2 separate regions of the Homo sapiens genome follow, and region 1 is linked to region 2. The links are chromatin loops, found by intact Hi-C in ENCODE. Cell type or tissue: MCF 10A. All regions are shown on one strand. Links, peaks and the distances in the headings refer to the core of each region. The heading gives the core; the rest is flanking DNA. Region 1 overlaps AGAP1 (ArfGAP with GTPase domain, ankyrin repeat and PH domain 1). Region 2 has its middle 180 kb from the start of SH3BP4.

The links. Hi-C counts contacts between places; a loop is a spot of excess contacts. Peaks named below come from ENCODE experiments on the same cell type or tissue, not always from the same donor. Only the 100,000 strongest peaks of a DNase experiment are listed, where the experiment ranks them.
Region 1: a loop joins it to region 2, with 17 times the contacts of the local background. A loop is called at or near these places in 10 of 110 quality-filtered maps.

The regions. Positions count from the first base shown.
Region 1 is chr2:235,550,604-235,553,515 of GRCh38, forward strand. All of the region lies in intron 1 of AGAP1 (ArfGAP with GTPase domain, ankyrin repeat and PH domain 1), which reads left to right. Among named protein-coding and RNA genes, the nearest start is that of TNRC17, 34 kb to the left of the region's middle. In MCF 10A, for the core only: a CTCF peak has its summit at 1,495 (motif pointing left); a DNase peak (open chromatin) is centred at 1,498.
Region 2 is chr2:235,134,768-235,137,679 of GRCh38, forward strand. No RefSeq gene overlaps it. Among named protein-coding and RNA genes, the nearest start is that of SH3BP4, 180 kb to the left of the region's middle. RefSeq lists a silencer at 2,337-2,551. In MCF 10A, for the core only: a CTCF peak has its summit at 1,393 (motif pointing right); a DNase peak (open chromatin) is centred at 1,414.

The sequences.
Region 1 (2,912 bases), core at 105-2,604, 420 kb after region 2:
GTTTGCCGCAGAGGTGCCGAGGGCCCAGCAGGACTGTAGCACAGGATCAGCACCATCCACACCTGAGGCGTGGGGATCTCCGGGCATGATGCGGAATGTAGTGACGATCGCAAATCCTTCCTGTGGCCAAAGAGTGAGCTCTTTGATGCTGATGAGATAGTGTTTATTTATTTTTATCTTATTTTTTTTGAGATAGAGTCTCACTCTGTTGCCCAGGCTGGAGTGCAGTGGCACTGTCTCGGCTCACTACAACCTCCACCTCCTGGGTCCAAGCAATTCTCCTGCCTCAGCCTCCTGAGTAGCTGGGACTACAGGCGTGCACCACCACACCCAGCTAATTTTTGTATTTTAGTAGAAATGGGGTTTCACCATGTTGGGCAGGCTGGTCTCGAACTCCTGGCCTCAAGTGATCCACCCACCTCGGCCTCTGAAAGTGCTGGGATTACAGGCGTGAGCCACCGCGCTCGGCCATAGATAGTGTTTCTTAAGAGTGAGTTTGCTTCTGAGGAAGAGAAGTGGGGGGTCGGGGGCATCCCACCTCCCTGGCCACCTCCAGTGGTGTGAGTTGGTTGCTTGATGTCATCTGAGGTGGGGCCACCCGGGAAAGGTCTTCATGTCTCACTTGTATGCCTTCTTGGATCAGGATTTCCAGGCCTCTGCATCTCTTGAGTTGATTCTGAAAGGGTGAGGAGAGAGGGGCTAGACAGATTTTTTTTTTTGAGACAAGGTCTCACTCTGTCACTCAGGTTGGAGTGCAGTGGCTTGATCATAGCTCACTGCAGCCTCAACCTCCCCAGGCTCAGGTCGTCCTCCCAGCTCAGCCTCCCAAGTAGCTGGGACTACAGGTGCGCAGCACCACACCTGGCTGATTTTTTTTGTAGAGACGGGTCGTCCAGTGATACTCAGATTGGTCTCTAACTCCTGGGCTCAAGGGATACACCTACCTCAGCCTCCCAAAGTGCTGGGATTATAGGCATCAACTACCATTGCCAGCCTGAGCTGCATGCATTCTAAGGACACTTTGTGAGACTAATTAAAACGTTTTTCTTTCCAAGGCACGTGGCAGGTGGGTGCTGTTTCTTTCCTGCAGGATGTTTGCTGAGCATTTGTGAGTGGAGCATCTTTAGGGAAAGCAGGACAAACCCTAAAAGACTTTCTCTGAATGTTACCTTTGCTCTTCACCTTGACTGGTAGATCCTGAAGGCGTAGAAAGAGGGTCCTCTGGAGAACACAAACTGAGCGTTGCTGGGCCTCAGGAGCTTCTAGTGATGCTGGAGGCGGCCACTGCTGTCTTTCAGCTGTGAGGAGCCAGGAGGGCGATCCCAGCTTTCTCCTGGTTAATTTTACCGTCTTTTAAAAAGGAAGTTCACAAGATTTCTTGAAAGAACTCTAGTTGGAGTTGTAGAGCTAATGTTTTTTTCTCTGGTCCCTGCCACCTGCTGGAAGGAGCCTGCAGGGAACTGTTTGTTGTGTGCTTGGCTGTTCAGTGCCCCATAACTGGCCGCGGTACTGCCACCCGCTGGAAGGGGCCTGCAGGGAAGTGTTTGTTGTGTGCTTGGTGTTCATTGCCCCGTAACTCTGGCCGCGGTAGTCTGGACAGGGCTTCTGAGAACCACCTGCAGTTCTGCTTATTGCTGGTGTTGAGAAATACAGTTTCTGCAGGAAAGAGAGAGACATTGGTGCCAAGAAATCCTATCGGGGACATTTAATAACTGGAAGTAGCTTAGGAAGCCAGGTTTGGAGTGCTGCCTTGGTGTCGTTATAATGCAAGTGGGATTTCATTATGTGTTTAAGGCTTGGCATTGTTGGAGGTCAGGAAGACCAACTAAGTCAAGTAGAGCCATTGGCTGCTTGAGTGCAGTGCAGAGCACTGGGAAATGGACTTCCTGGGAAGTGTGGGATTTTTTCTGCTACTCCTTCATTCACACCTGGATTCAGTTGCCCTCATGAGCTCACCCGCAATGTGTGTAGGGGGATGCTGCTCCCATTGGCCAGGCACTGGGGATGCGGCGTATGGGCAGGTGCACACACACCTGGCAGAGGTTTGGAGCTGGGTTGTGGGTGAGGGATGCAGAGAGGCTTAACCCAGAGAATGGAGGAAAAGGAGACCAGGAGAGTTCAGAGAGGTGAAGAGTGAGGAGAGAGCAGTGGCCAAAGTGGAGAGAGTTGAGTTTCAGAAAGCCAGCTGCAGAATGCAGTGCCTGACAGAGTGTGATGGGCCCCATCTCTCTCTGCTGAGCCGGGTTCTGACTCTGCAGAGCATTGGAGGCCTTGTTGTGGGCTCAAGGAGTGCAGAGAGGCAGCGCCTGCCTTGGTCGTAACTTCTCACACACATACATCCACACATGTGCATCTGATTGTGTGTGTGACACAGTGAAGGGTATGGGGACAGCCACATCTGGGTTTCAGTTTTCAGTCAGCTCCCTAGCTGGGTGGTTCCTCTGAGCCTCTGCTTTATTTCATCTGCAAGTAGCATTAATACTATAACTGAATATACAGTCAGCTACTCACCACTCGAAAGCCAGACTTGAGAGACAAGGGTTGGTGGGAGAAACAGCAGGTATATTTGAAAACCAAGAAGATGGTGAACTAACATTCTCAAGTACTGTCTTAAGTCAGTACAGATTTTAGGCTTTTTATATTAAGGGCTGGGGGAAGAGGAGGGGGTTGAGATCAAGAGATGACCAACGACTGGACATCTGGGAGGCAGTGGGGGTCAGAGGAAGTTGGGTTTTTTTTTGTCTTGGTCAGGTCACGATGTTCCTGTGAATTTTTAATAAAACATAGTTGTTTACATACTTCTCCTTTAATCCCACAGCTAGTTTTAAAAACTACATGATTGTGTTGCTAGGATTAGTTAAGAACTGATTTGAGGTCACTAGCACATGGTGAGTAGTTAGTAAACAATTGCT
Region 2 (2,912 bases), core at 186-2,685:
ATACTTTTTTGCTCAGGCATTCCTAAATAAGCCTAGAGGTGCTTGTACACGTTCACGAATCAGTCCAGCATCTGAGCTGTCTGATAGGTGCCTGTTCCCTTCACTGGTAGAATAGACCATCCCCTTTGTATCTAGACTATGATGATTCCTCAAGAGAAGGAGGATATGGAATCAGGAGTATCCCACAGAAAAGCTGCCTGGACCCCAAGTGTAACATCTTACAACTCACCCTTGGATAAGCCCCTTCCAATTCACCCCTGGACAAGCCCCTTCCAATTCACACTTGGGTGAGCCTCTTCCAATTCACCCTTGGACAAGCCCCTTCCAGTTCACCCTCGGACAGGCCCCTTCCAGTTCACCCTCGGACAGGCCCCTTCCAGTTCACCCTCAGACAGGCCCCTTCCAATTCACCCTTGGACAGGCCCCTTCCAGTTCACCCTCGGACAAGCCTCCTTTCAATTAACACTTGGATGAGCCTCTTTCAATTCACACTTGGACAAGCTCCTTCCAATTCACCCTTGGACAAGGTCATTCCAATCCACTCCTGGAGAAGCCTCCTTCCAATTCACACTTGAGTGAGCCTCTTTCAATTCACCCTTGGACAAGTCCTTTCCAGTTCACACTTGGACAAGCATCTTTCCAGTTCACACTTGGGTGAGCCTCTTCCAATTCACCCTTGGACAAGCCCATTCCAATTCACCCTTGGACACACACCCTTCCAATTCACACCTGGGTGAGCTCTTTCAATCCTTGGACAAGCCCCTTCCAATTCATTCATGGGGAGCCTCTTCCAATTCACTCTTGGATAAACCTTTTCCAATTCACCCTTGGACAGCCCTCCTCCAATTCACTCTTGAAGATATTCTTTCAGTTTACACTCGGGGAGGCCTCTTTCACCAGACACAAATGGTACCAGGGTTGCTGCATCCAAATGGTGTCCCTTATCACCACTCAGCTGACCCGGAGCCAGCCTTTAGACGGTGGTGTGAACCTTCAGTGCTCATGGTTCCAGTCTCCCCCATTTCTTGAGGTGGATTTCCTCTCAGGATTCCAGGGTCCTTCCTTTCAATTCATCACATTAGAGATACCCCAACCCCTCAGGCATAGTTTCATATTTCTGAGCCTGAGGTAAAGGGAGGCAGGGTCTTTGTCCCCTTTCTTTCTGAGGGTAATCTATCCCTCTCTATATAAAAATAATTGGAGCAACTCTGCAGCATCTGAGCCCCAAAACCGGATCGTGGAGGGAGACACAGCGTCGGACTCCACAAGGCAGTAGGCGAACACCGCACCTCGAGTCCATCTGCGTTGCTGCTTGAGGGTATGGACGATGTGCGGGATGGAGGCCCAGAGCTGTTCATCCCTGCAACCAATGTTCACGCAACCACCAGGGGGCGAAAGGACTCTAACCCCACACGTAGTGAGTGGTTCCCACGCCACGTTCCAGTAGGAGAAATGAAGTTCCCGGGGACGGAAGAAGATGGCAGTCACCTGGTGTGCCCAGCATGTTTGACCCCCCGAGCAGCTTATGTTTCAACACCTCTCTCTATATAAGATAGGATTACTTGCTATGGTGATTATAAAATGAAACAAATAATAGTGATGGCCAGAAAGGAAACATTACCAGTGAAAATTTTTCTTTTATTGAATTTCATAAATATAATTAAAAAAACAAATGAATAAAAATAAAGCAAACATCATAATACAAAAAAGGAAATAAGGCCTGGTTTTTTTCCCAAGAGTCTAAAAATCTACATCTTGGTTTCAACTTTGACGCCTTGGTAACAGTTTGGTGTAATATTTTGTGCAAATAATTGTCCAGTAACCAATAAGTAGATGTTAATCAAACTGAATCATCTACAGAAGATACGGTTTAGGCAACTACTAAATCATTTCATTTTTGTAAATTTTATTTGCTCGATTTACTTTTGTTTTAAAACAATTGACAATGACTACAGAATACACTTCATTTTCAAGATATTATTTAAATTCCACCAATAGTTGACATATGAAGTAAACCAAATAAAAATATTACACCTCCAAAGTGTCACTGTCTCACCGCTCTAAATTGTAAACAAAAGTTAAAACTTCAGCTGGGCACACAACGTGAAAGAGGGGGTCTGTTGTTGTTGCTGCTTTTGTTTTTAAACACAGGGTCTTGCTCTGTCGCTCAGGCTGAAGTGCAGTGGCATGATCTTAGCTCAGTGCAGCCTCAAACTCCTGGACTCAAGTGAGTCTTCCCCTTCAGCCTCCTGAATAACTAGGATTACAGACGCATGCCACCACACCTGGTCAATTTTTAGAAATTTTTTTGGTAGAGATTGGGGTCTCAATATATTGCTGAGGCTGGTCATGAACTCCTGGCTGGTCATGTACTCCTGGTCTCAAGCAATCCTCCTGTCTTGGCCTCCCAAAGTGCTGGAATTACAGGCATGAGCCACCAGCATTCTGGTTCTTGGTCTTTGCTTCTCCATGCTGCCACAACTGGTTGCAAATCCCCTGTTAGAGGGGTTATGCATAGACTGGAGTGGGAGATCCAAACTGCACCCCACAGCCTTATCAAACCCCATCCACATAACAGGGAGTTCTCTGAATTACCTTCCATGCAGAATACAATGTTTAGTAAAGTGAGTAGTAACAAAGGTGCTCTGCTGAAGCTTACATATATATCATTAAAACAGTGACTACAGCAGTTGTTTTTGACTGAGACCAAAAATAAATAAATAAACAAATAGAAAACAAGATTCTTTTTCACGTGGGAGTATTTTTTATTATTGACATTGTTTAGGATTGCTGGCATATGATGATAATAAAAAGCAGTTGGATTTTAGTTGTTTTTATTTTTCTTGTTCAACATACTTCAGACAATGCCAACACCCCCACTGTCATCTGCACCCGGGCAAACCCACCCACTG